2 separate regions of the Homo sapiens genome follow, and region 1 is linked to region 2. A link is an interaction called in ENCODE POLR2A ChIA-PET data of the cell type or tissue named here. Cell type or tissue: PC-9. All regions are shown on one strand. Links, peaks and the distances in the headings refer to the core of each region. The heading gives the core; the rest is flanking DNA. Region 1 overlaps KDM4A (lysine demethylase 4A). Region 2 has its middle 14 kb from the start of KDM4A.

Region 1 (5,379 bases), core at 173-5,172, 62 kb after region 2:
ATCAGGAACTGAGATGAAGCAGTGTTGCTCTGCAAGGGAGAGAAGGAGGGATGAGAAAGAGGAAAGTAAATGCTGAGGTCACTGGAGCATTCTGGAGAGTAACTGTGAGGGTAAAGATTTGGCTATTAGCATTTAACAGCATAGTTAAATCTAGTTCCCATTAGAAACTGGGCTCTGGAGATTCCCAGTGGGAGAAGCAGGTAGCAGAGCATGAACCAGTGAAAGCAGTTGAGAAAGTGAAGCAAGCCAGTGGGAGGAAGGAGGGTCATATCCAACAGAGAAGGCAGGGCTGGTGTGGTGGTCACTAAGTACCACAAACTGGAGTGTCCCTGTGGAGTAGTCAGGTCAGAAGCCAGACCGTAGTTGGGGAAGGCTCTGCCATGAGTGAGTTACAATCTAATAGAAGAGGCGATCATACAAGTTTGACAACAGTGTGGTAAATACATAATCAAAGGAAGAACGTGATAGATGGCCAGCCCAGAAGGATGAACTTTTCACTCTGCCATTTGGGGTTGCAGAAAAGTCCTGGTTGGCTGACTGCATTCTTTTTCATAAAGATGTTGAACGTGACAGGTGGTCAGGGGTATGATAGGAAGGACCTTAGGAAGATGGGAACATATTGTATGTGAGAATGAGACTCCGGAGTGTCTCAAGGGCCCTGCCCTAGCCATCCCTGGTGCCCTCACCATGCCCTTCTCATTCTGAACTTGCCCTTAATGCAAGTAAAAACTTGAGGTAGTACTGAGTCACAGCTATGATAGGGAAGAGTTTTTTCATACACAGAATAGTTATTTTGTGATAATCATTAATACTCCACATGCTTAAGCTGGCAGCTGTAGACTGCTGGTGCTATGAGGAAATTGGGGGGACTGATGAGTTAGTAGTTTTTTCACTGATTTATTCTTCAAATGTTTATTGAGCATTTACTATATGCCAGGCACAGTTTTAGGTGCCAGGACTATACCATTGAACAAGACAAAAAAGTCCTTGCCCTTCTGGTGCATACAGTATAGTTGAAGGACACATAGAAGCAAGTAAATACACAGTATAGCAGATGGTGAGAAGTGCAGGGATAAAAATTAAGTCAGATAAGGGGAATGGAAGATGAAGTAGTAAGGAATGACATCAATAAGTTGACACTGGGATGGGAGTCAGTGTGCAAGTAACTGGGGAATGGCATCTCAGGTAGAAGAACCAGCAGTGTCGAAGCCCTGGGTGGCAGCACATATGGCACACTCATTCAGGGAACAGCAAGGGGGGCCAGCATGGCTGGGGCAGAGTGCCTGGGCAGGCTAGCAGGCGTGCTTGGAAATGAGGCCGTCACATACTTTGTGATCCTGTTTGCATCAAGGGCAAGTTCAGAATGAGAAGGGCATGGTTGAGGGCACCAGAGATGGCAATGGCAGGGCCCTTGGAATGGGGGACAGTTTGTTGTGTGTAGCTGGAGACATCTGGGAAACCTAAGTCTTTGTGCCCTAGCCCTGAGGGTAATGCTGCAGGTGCTAAGATGTGGTGCAGCTTTGCCTGGCGGCCCAGGCCTCAGGGCACCTATTGAGTCTCTCCTTCGATACTTTGATGTCAGTTCTTGGCAAGATCAGAGGTCCATGTTGTTGTTCAGAGAGTTCTGGGTAAGATAATATGGTATAAGGGCCAGTTGTGGACTAGCTAAATTTATGGGAAGAGCTAAATTTATGGAGGAAATGTGGTACTGGTCTCTTCCAATGTCCTGGCTGGGATGGTGGGTATCTGGAAAGGCTTGTTTTAGCTCCCATCTCTTCTCTCCTTTTTACTTTTACTTTCCCATGCTTATCTTTCCCTGATAAGGAGGAACTAATTGATCTTCATCTCCATATGCCAGGCCTGCAAACTCCACGTGTGAGTAACCAAAGCCTCTGTTTTTTTCCAGCGTGCCAAGGGGGCCTTGCAAAGCATCACTGCAGGCCAGAAAGTCATTAGCAAGCATAAGAACGGGCGCTTCTACCAGTGTGAAGTGGTCAGGCTCACCACCGAGACCTTCTATGAAGTCAACTTTGATGATGGCTCCTTCAGCGACAATCTTTATCCTGAGGACATAGTGGTAATATCTGCAAGGAGCTTCTCAGGCAGTTTGGAATGGGGGGATGTTTCTAAGGTCTGGCTGGCAGACTGTGTGTGTATGCCTGCTTCTTCTAGCCAGGTCCCTGGTCCCATCACCATGTCCTCAAACAGAAAGAATCATCTGTACCAGTCTTTCTTTGCAAAGAAAACTGCGTGCTGCTAGGGTACCCTATTTTCCCTAGAAGTACCTGGGAATCAGTATTTTCTGCAATTCCTTGAAACCTGCATCTGTTGCCGTCTAAATTATCCTTGAGGGCATTCTAGTGCAATAGGAGAGCCCAGGCTTTGGAATCAAATATGCCAATACCAGCTTCATTGCCTAGTAGCTGTGTGATTTTAGGGGAATTATCCAACTCTCTTTTCTATCAGGCCCTCTTAGTAGATGTATAGAATCTGCTTTTGTCTCTTCACAGTGGGCTTTAGGGCTAAGTAGAAACTGCCTGGAGACACCCTTGGCCTGTTTATGTTATCAACACCTGAGACACAGTGGCCCCACATGGACCCAGTCCTAGGTCTGGCTTGGTAGTGAGGACTTAGTTCAGGTTTCCCCTACCCCCACCTTGCCTTTTCAGTTGGTAGACTGACCACCAAAGTAGAGAGGAATGAAACCATTTTTTCCTTTAACAAATCAGGTATTGTCCCATGTTTATACCACATTAGCCACTCAGTTGCTAAAAGCACATTCATTAGTTATAAGGTAGACTTATAGAAAAGGCGACATTAGTAGTACTCATAGCAGTAGCATAGCTATCATTTATTTATATTTTATTTGTGAGACAGGGTTTCACTCTGACGCCCAGGCTGGAGTGCAGTGGCACAATCTCAGCTCACTGCAGCCTCAACTTCCTGGATTGAGGTGATCATCCCACCTCAGCCTCCCTGGTAGCTGGGACTACAGGAACGCACCACCACAGCCGGCTAATTTTTTAATTTTTTGTAGAGACGGGCTTTTGCCATGTTGCCCAGGCTGGTCTCAAACTCCTGGGCTCAAGTGATCTGCCTACCTTGGCCTCCCAAAGTGGTGGGATTACAGGCGTGAGCCACTGTGCCTGGCCTTATTTTTTTTTTTTTTTTTTTGAGAGAGACCAGGTCTCACTCTGTCACTTAGGCTGGAGTGCAGTGGCTGTATCATAGCTCCTGCAATCTCAAACTCCTGAACTCAAGTGATCCTCCTGCTTCAGCTTCCCAGGTAGCTGGGACTACAGGCACATGCAGTCACACCTGGCTAATTTTTAAATTTTTTGTAGTAACAACGGTCTTGCTTTGTTGCTCAGGCTGGTTTCGATCTCGCAGCTTGAAGCGATCCTCACATCTTGGGCCCCCAAACCACTGGGATTACAAGAGTTTGAGCCACCATACCTGGCCCTTGCTGTAATTTATTAAGCTGGTACAGTATGCCAGGCACTATGCTAAGTGGTTATTTCAAGTATCTCTTTATCTTCTCATACCCACTGTGAGAAGGATGTGGTATTATCTCTAACTTACAGTGGTTTCAGGACTCCATTTTCTACAAGTTAGAGACCCCAAAGAGCCTGTGTTTCTCTGGGTTACATCTAAACGTATTTATTCTTATTAGAAATTAAAGCAGATTGATTTAAAATAATCAATTTTTTTAGATTAAAAATAACTTTTCTAAAACAAAAACAAAAGATTGCCATTTCCCTGCAATTTTGCAAATCTCTTTAATGTCTTTTTTTTTTTTTTTTGAGATGGAGTCTTGCTCTGTTGCCCAGGCTGGAGTACGGGAGTACGGTGGCATGATCTTGGCTCACTGCAGGCTTCACCTCCCAGGTTCACGCCATTCTCCTGCCTCAGCCTCCCGAGTAGCTGGGACTACAGGCGCCCGCCACCATGCCCGGCTAATTTTTTGTATTTTTAGTAGACATGGGGTTTCACCATGTTAGCCAGGATGGTCTTGATCTCCTGATCTCGTGATCCGCCCGCCTCGGCCTCCCAAAGTGGTGGGATTACAGGCGTGAGCCACCGCGCTGGCCTTAATGTCACTTCTTGATTCAATCTATTGTGATACACTGTTTAGGTTCAAGTATAGGAAGAAAATTCAGCCTTGCGTAGATATGTAATTGGAAAAAGGAGTTTGTTTTTGTTTTTTTAAAATAGGGTTTCACTCCAGTCACCCACGTTGGAGTGCAGTGCAGTGATCTCAACTCACTGCAACCTCCACATACCAGGCTCAAGTGATTCTGCTGCCTCAGCCTCCCAAGTAGCTGGGACTACAGGCCCTTGTCACTGGCGCCCAGCTAATTTTTTAATTTTTTGTAGAGATGGAGTTTTGCCTTGTTGCCCAGGCTGGTCTCAAAACTGGGCTCAAGCAATCCGCCTACCTCGGCCTCCCAAAGTGCTGGGATTACATCTGTGAGCCACCACTCCCAGCCAAGGGAGGTATTTTAATAGTCTTTCAGGTAATTGTGTTTATTATTCTCTGATATCCACCAAAACTCAATGGAAGTAACAACTTTTTTTGTTTGTTTGTTTGTTTTAAGAGATGATGTCTTGCTTTGTTGACCAAGCACCTCCCGAGTAGCTGGGACTACAGGCATGCATGGCTATTTGTAGAAATGGGGTCTTGCCATCTTGCCCAGGTAGTCTCAAACTCCTGGGCTCAAGCGATTTCTTTTGCCTCAACCTCCCAAAGTGCTGGGATTACAGGTGTGAGCCACTGCTCCTGGCAGGTTCTTAAAAGTTAGTTGCAGTGTGGAATCTGAAAGGTCAGTGAACGTTTCATACTGTTAACACTAAAACCCATTGGTCTCTTCTGAATGGATCTTTCACCCATGCATCCTTTTATAACATCATACTTTGGTCATTTAGAAAATATTGGTGCACTGGCCTATCGACAGCCTCCAAATGTTGTTAAATATTATTATAAATTTAATTTTTTTTTTTTTTTGAGACAGAGTCTCGCTCTGTCGCCAGGCTGGAGTGCAGTGGTGCGTTCTTGGCTCACTGCAACCTCCACCTACCGGGTTCAAGCGATTCTCCTGCCTCAGCATCCCAAGTAGCTGCGACTACAGGTGCACGCCACCACGCCCAACTAATTTTTGTATTTTTAGTAGAGAGGGTTTCCCCATGTTGTCCAGGATGGACTCAATCTCTTGACCTCGTGATCTGCCCGCCTTGGCCTCCCAAAGTGCTGGGATTACAGGCATGAGCCACCACGCCCGGCCATAAATATTTTAAAAATTACATTTGTTAGTATCACTAATAATCAAAAAACTTGGAATTTTGGGAAGTTTCAAGCTCACAGTTGTGAATGCCGCTTCT
Region 2 (5,379 bases), core at 85-5,084:
TAAAAAATTGTACAAATAATTTAAAAATCTGTGGGGAAAGATTCACTACATCATCATTCATAATACTGAAAAATTGAACATATTATACACACACACATATAGGCTACAACCTTGCTGAAGTGACTCCAAAGACCATCAGTGTCAGCATCACCTGGGAGCTTTTTAGAAATGTAGAATCTAGGCCAGGGTGTGGTGGCTCATGCCTGTAATCCCAGCACTTTGGGAGGCTGAGGCAGGTGGATCACTTGAGGTCAGGAGTTTGAGACCAGCCTGACCAACGTGGTGAAACCTCATCTACTAAAAATACAAAAAAATTAGCCAGGCATGGTGGCAGGCACCTGTAATCCCAGCTACTTGGGAGGCTGAGGCAGGAGAATCACTTGAACCCAGGAGGCAAGGTTGCAGTGAGCTGAGATAGTGCCGCTGCACTCCAGCCTGGGCGACAGAGCAAGACTCGATCTCAAAAAAAAAAAAAAAAAAAAAAAGTAGACTCTAACTCAGGCACGGTGGCCAAGTGGTAATGTGCCTGTCTCGTAGAAATGTAGAATCTTAGGCTCTACCCCAGACCTGCTGCATCAGAATTTGTATTTTGACAGTTCCGTATGGCATTTGTATGAGCATTAAAATTCGAGAAACACTGGAAAGGATAGACACCAAAATGTTAGCACATTGCTGGGTGGTTATGTTCCCTATTTTAAATGCATTTTCTAATTTTCCTACCTCTGATACGCACTTTTTTCATAAGCATGTGTCACATAGAAAAACAGCATGCTGTGGTTGCATGTTATCCCCTCTTCCTGGAGCCCTTCCTGGCACTTCTCATCCAAGGTCAGTCTTCCAGGAGTCCCTCCTTAGCCCCTCCTCTTCCTTGCTCAATTAGTCTCACATCCAGCTGTGTTGCTGGTCCAGGAACCATAGCACTGTGCTGAAATTATTATTCGTGCTTCCTCAGCTGTTCAAATAGTAAAATAGGGGGAAAATACCAAGAAAATTATCCAGGCTGTCGTGCAGAAAGGAAATGAAAATTGGCATTATAATTATGGTTTGATTCATCTGTCTTCACTGGACTGTGAACTTCTTGAGGGCAAGAACTGTGTCTCACTTGCCTCCCAGCTTAAGAGCCTACCCAGAGTCGGGACTCCATCAATGTTTGCTGAGTGGATGCCGGCCCTGTAGTGGGAGGTCAGTCTGATTGTCAGAAGGAATGCCTGGCAGCTGCCAGCACCCAATCCTCAAGAATCTTCACTCCCAACTCCTCAGAGGCCCTTTTGCTCCCTCCCTGAGACACGCCCTAGTCTGCTCCAAGAGGGACTTCATATCTCACAAGGGATCTCTGCATCCACCACACCAAACTTCACCCTTACCATGTAAGCTGCTTTTCTCCCAGTCCCCGACACCAACAGTAGAAATAGTTTACGTGGAGATTCACCAAGGAACATTACGTTTAAAATCAGTAAGGAGGTGACCGGGTGCGGTGGCTCACGTCTGTAATCCCAGCACTTTGGGAGGCCGAGGAGGGCGGATCACCTGAGGTTGGGAGTTTGAGACCAGCCTGACCAACATGGAGAAACCCCATCTCTACTAAGAATACAAAAAACTAACCAGGCATGGTGATGTGTGTCTGTAATCCCAGCTACTCAGGAGGCTGAGGCAGGAGAATTGCTTGAACCCGGGAGGGGGAGGTTGCAGTGAGCTGAGAACGTGCCACTGCACTCCAACCTAGGCGACAGAGGGAGAATCCATCTCAAATTTTAAAAAATAATAATAAGGAGGGCTGGGTGTGGTGGCACACACCTGTAATCCCAGCTACTCAAGAAGCTGAGGCAGGGCCAGGCACAGTGGCACACGCCTGTGATCCTAGCACTTTGGGCAGCCACGTTTGAGGCCAGCCTGGCCAACATGGTGAAATTAAAATTACAAAAATTAGCCAGGCATAGTGGCGGGCGCCTGTAATCCCAGCTACTCGGGAGGCTGAGGCAGGATAATTGCTTGAACCCGGGAGGTAGAGGTTGCAGTGAGCTGAGATCGTGCCATTGCACTCAGCCTGGGCAACAGCAAAAACTCCGTCTCAAAAAATAAAAAAATTAAAAAAAAAAATCTGAGGCAGGAGGATTGCTTGAGGCCTTGAGTTTGAGCCTTTAGTGTCCTATGATCTTGCCTGTGAATAGCCATCCCACTCCACCCTGGGCAACATATCAAGACCCCATCCCTAAAATAAATAAATAAGGGTTACCCAGTCTTGAGCTGGAGGGAAGTTTTTAGCCCCACAAATGGGATACTCCTCAGTCTCCCCGAAAGACCTTGTGTCCCAGATGCTTTTTCAGGGTTTGTCCTTTCCAGCCTCCCCTCTCTGGCAGATATTCAGGGCATTCCCTGTAATTACCCCCACCTGAGCTATGTGGTCGTAAAGATTTAAATCCAACAAACATGGTGTGTACCTATCATATTCTGTAATAATACCTGCTAGCATTATTAAGCACTTAAATATGACAAGCATTTTACCCGCATTGTTAACATTCAGTTCCTCCAAAAGCCCTGTATAGTAGCTTGTATTACAACCTCCTTTTGTGATTGAAGACAGGCTCTCAGAGGTCAACCAACTCACTCTTAAGTCACACAGCTAGGAAGAGAGCAGAACCTAGATTTGAGCCTGGTTCTGTGAGTCCAGAGCCTGAATGCTTAACTACCATACAAACTACAACCCACCTAGCTTCATTTGTCCATTCTTTCCCCAAATCATAGTCCAGTGATATTTATTGAGCACTTACTATGAACCAGGCATTGTCCAAGGTACTGAGATTCAATAGTGAAATAATAAAGTCCCTACCCTTTTTTTTTTTTTTTTGAGACAGGGTCTCGCTCTGTCACCCAGGCTGGCGTGCAGTGGTGTGATCTGGGCTCATTGCAACTTCTTGCTTCCCAGGTTCAAGTGATTCTCACGTCAGCCTCCTGAGTAGCTGGGATTATAAGCACATGCCACCATGCCTGGCTAATTTTGTATTTTTAGTAGAGACGGGGTTTCACCATGTTGGCCAGGCTGGTCTCGAACTCCAGACCTCAAGTGATCTGCCTGCCTCGGCCTCCCAAAGTGCTGGGATTACAGGCATGAGCCACGGTGCCCAGCCCAAAGTACCCTTAGAAACCTTAATCTGGCAGGAAGACAGACATCATTCAAATCTTACACACACACACAATCAAAAGCTCAGATGCTTTGCAGGAAGTGTGCAGAATGCATAGAGAGTCCCTTTCTCACAGAAGCCTCTGACTCCCCACACTAGTCCGGGTCCCACAGCATGGGACAGTAGGACCCAGACAAGTATGGGGAATCGGAGGCTTCTACAAGGAAGAGGCTCAATAGGGTGTAAAGATCCTGAGGCACGAGGGAACATAGCTCTTTCAAGGGGTGTTTTAGAAAAACAGAACAAAGGCCAGCGTGGCTGCAGCCCAGAGTGCAAGGGGAGAGTGGGGCAGGATGGGGTGCAGAATGGGCAGGGGCTCTCGCAGACATGAGCAAGGCACTTTGGATTCAGGATAGGGGCACAGAAAGCTTTTAAGGGGTTTTCAATAAGGTAGTTCATTGGATTTGCTTTTCTTCGTCTTTGAGACAGGGTCTCACTCTGTCGCCCAGGCCTGAGTGCAGTGGCGCAATCGCAGCTCACTGCAGTCTTGACCCCCCAGGCTCAAGCCATCCTCCCACCTCAACCTCCCAAGTAGCTGGGACTACAGGTGCACACCACCGTCCCTGGCTAATTTTTTAATGTTTTTGTAGAGACAGGGTCTCACTATGTTGCCCAGGCTGGGGACTTGTTTTTTTGACAGATCACTCTGGCACCTATTTGGAGAACAGATTGGAAGGGGCAGGAGCAGAAGCAGGGAGTCCAGTCAGGATGCTGTTGTAGTGTTCCAGGTGGAGGGTGATGGCTGCTTGAAGTACAATGATAGTGATGCGGAGGTAAGAGAAGGATTCGGGATATAGTTTTGAAAGTAAGTAAGGCTAATAGGATTGGATGTGGGCTGCTAAAAGAATCGAGAATGACTCTGGGCACCTAGGTGAATATTGGTGCCTTTACTGAGGTGGGGAGCACTAACAGCAGAGTAGAGTCAGGGGAGAACCAAGAGCTTACTTTTTTTTCTTTTTGAGACAGAGTCTCGCTCTGTTGCCCAGGCTGGAGTGCAGTGGCGCGATCTTGGCTCACTGCAACCTCCGCCTCCCGGGCTCAAGCAATTCTCCTGCCTCAGCCTCCCAACTAGCTGGGACTACAGGCGCCCGCCACCACACCTGGCTAATTTTTTGTATTTTAGTAGAGATGGGGTTTCACTGTGTTGCCCAGGCTGGTCGCAAACTCCTGAGCTCAGGCAGTCTGCTCACCTCGGCCTCCCAAAGTGCTGGGATTACAGGCGTGAGCCACTGTGCCGGGCCGAGAGTTTACTTTTGTTGAGTTGAAGTACCTGTAATTGTCCCAAGTAGAGGGATGGAGTTGTTATCTCTGTATTTCCAGAGTCAGCACAAAATAGATGCTTAGTAAAAAGTCTTTAAATAAAAGAATGCCATCTCACACCAGTTAGAATGGCAATCATTAAAAAGTCAGGAAACAACAGGTGCTGGAGAGGATGTGGAGAAATAAGAACACTTTTACACTGTTGGTGGGACTGTAAACTAGTTCAACCATTGTGGAAGACAGTGCAGCGATTCCTCAGGGATCTAGAACTAGAAATACCATTTGACCCAGCCATCCCATTACTGGGTATATACCCAAAGGATTATAAATCATGCTGCTATAAAGACATGCACACGTATGTTTATTGCGGCACTATTCACAATAGCAAAGACTTGGAACCAACCCAAATGTCCATCAATGACAGACTGGATTAAGAAAATGTGGCACATATACACCATGGAATACTATGCAGCCATAAAAAAGGATGAGTTCATGTCCTTTGTAGGGACATGGATGAAGCTGGAAACCATCATTCTCAGCAAACTATTGCAAGGACAAAAAACCAAACACCACGTGTTCTCACTCATAGGTGGGAATTGAACAATGAGAACACTTGGACACAGGATGGGGAACATCACACACCGGGGCCTGTTGTGGGGTGCGGGGACGGGGGAGGGATAGCATTAGGAGATATACCTAATGTAAATGACGAGTTAATGGGTGCAGCACACCAACATGGCACATGTACACATATGTAACAAACCTGCACGTTGTGCACATGTACCCTAGAACTTAAAGTATAATAAAAATATATATATATATATATATAAGTAAATTTTTTAAAAAAAGAATGCAGGAATAGGTAAAATTTAAGCCAAGTCTTAAAGAATGGATGGCATTTGGCCTTGAGAAGAAGTTATTTTAGTGCCTGAGATTAAAA

Evidence for each region. ChIA-PET counts read pairs that join two places held together with the same protein. Peaks named below come from ENCODE experiments on the same cell type or tissue, not always from the same donor. Only the 100,000 strongest peaks of a DNase experiment are listed, where the experiment ranks them.
Region 1: POLR2A ChIA-PET joins it to region 2 with 9 read pairs; 7 of 35 experiments call an interaction of 5 or more read pairs at or near these places.

The regions. Positions count from the first base shown.
Region 1 is chr1:43,695,937-43,701,315 of GRCh38, forward strand. It overlaps KDM4A (lysine demethylase 4A), which reads left to right. Exons shown (of 22, transcript NM_014663.3): 19 at 1,907-2,077. It overlaps KDM4A-AS1 (KDM4A antisense RNA 1), which reads right to left. Exons shown (of 5, transcript NR_033827.1): 5 at 3,788-4,816. Among named protein-coding and RNA genes, the nearest start is that of KDM4A-AS1, 8.7 kb to the right of the region's middle. In PC-9, for the core only: no CTCF peak of the experiment used is centred there; no DNase peak of the experiment used is centred there.
Region 2 is chr1:43,633,684-43,639,062 of GRCh38, forward strand. No RefSeq gene overlaps it. Among named protein-coding and RNA genes, the nearest start is that of KDM4A, 14 kb to the right of the region's middle. In PC-9, for the core only: no CTCF peak of the experiment used is centred there; a DNase peak (open chromatin) is centred at 2,488.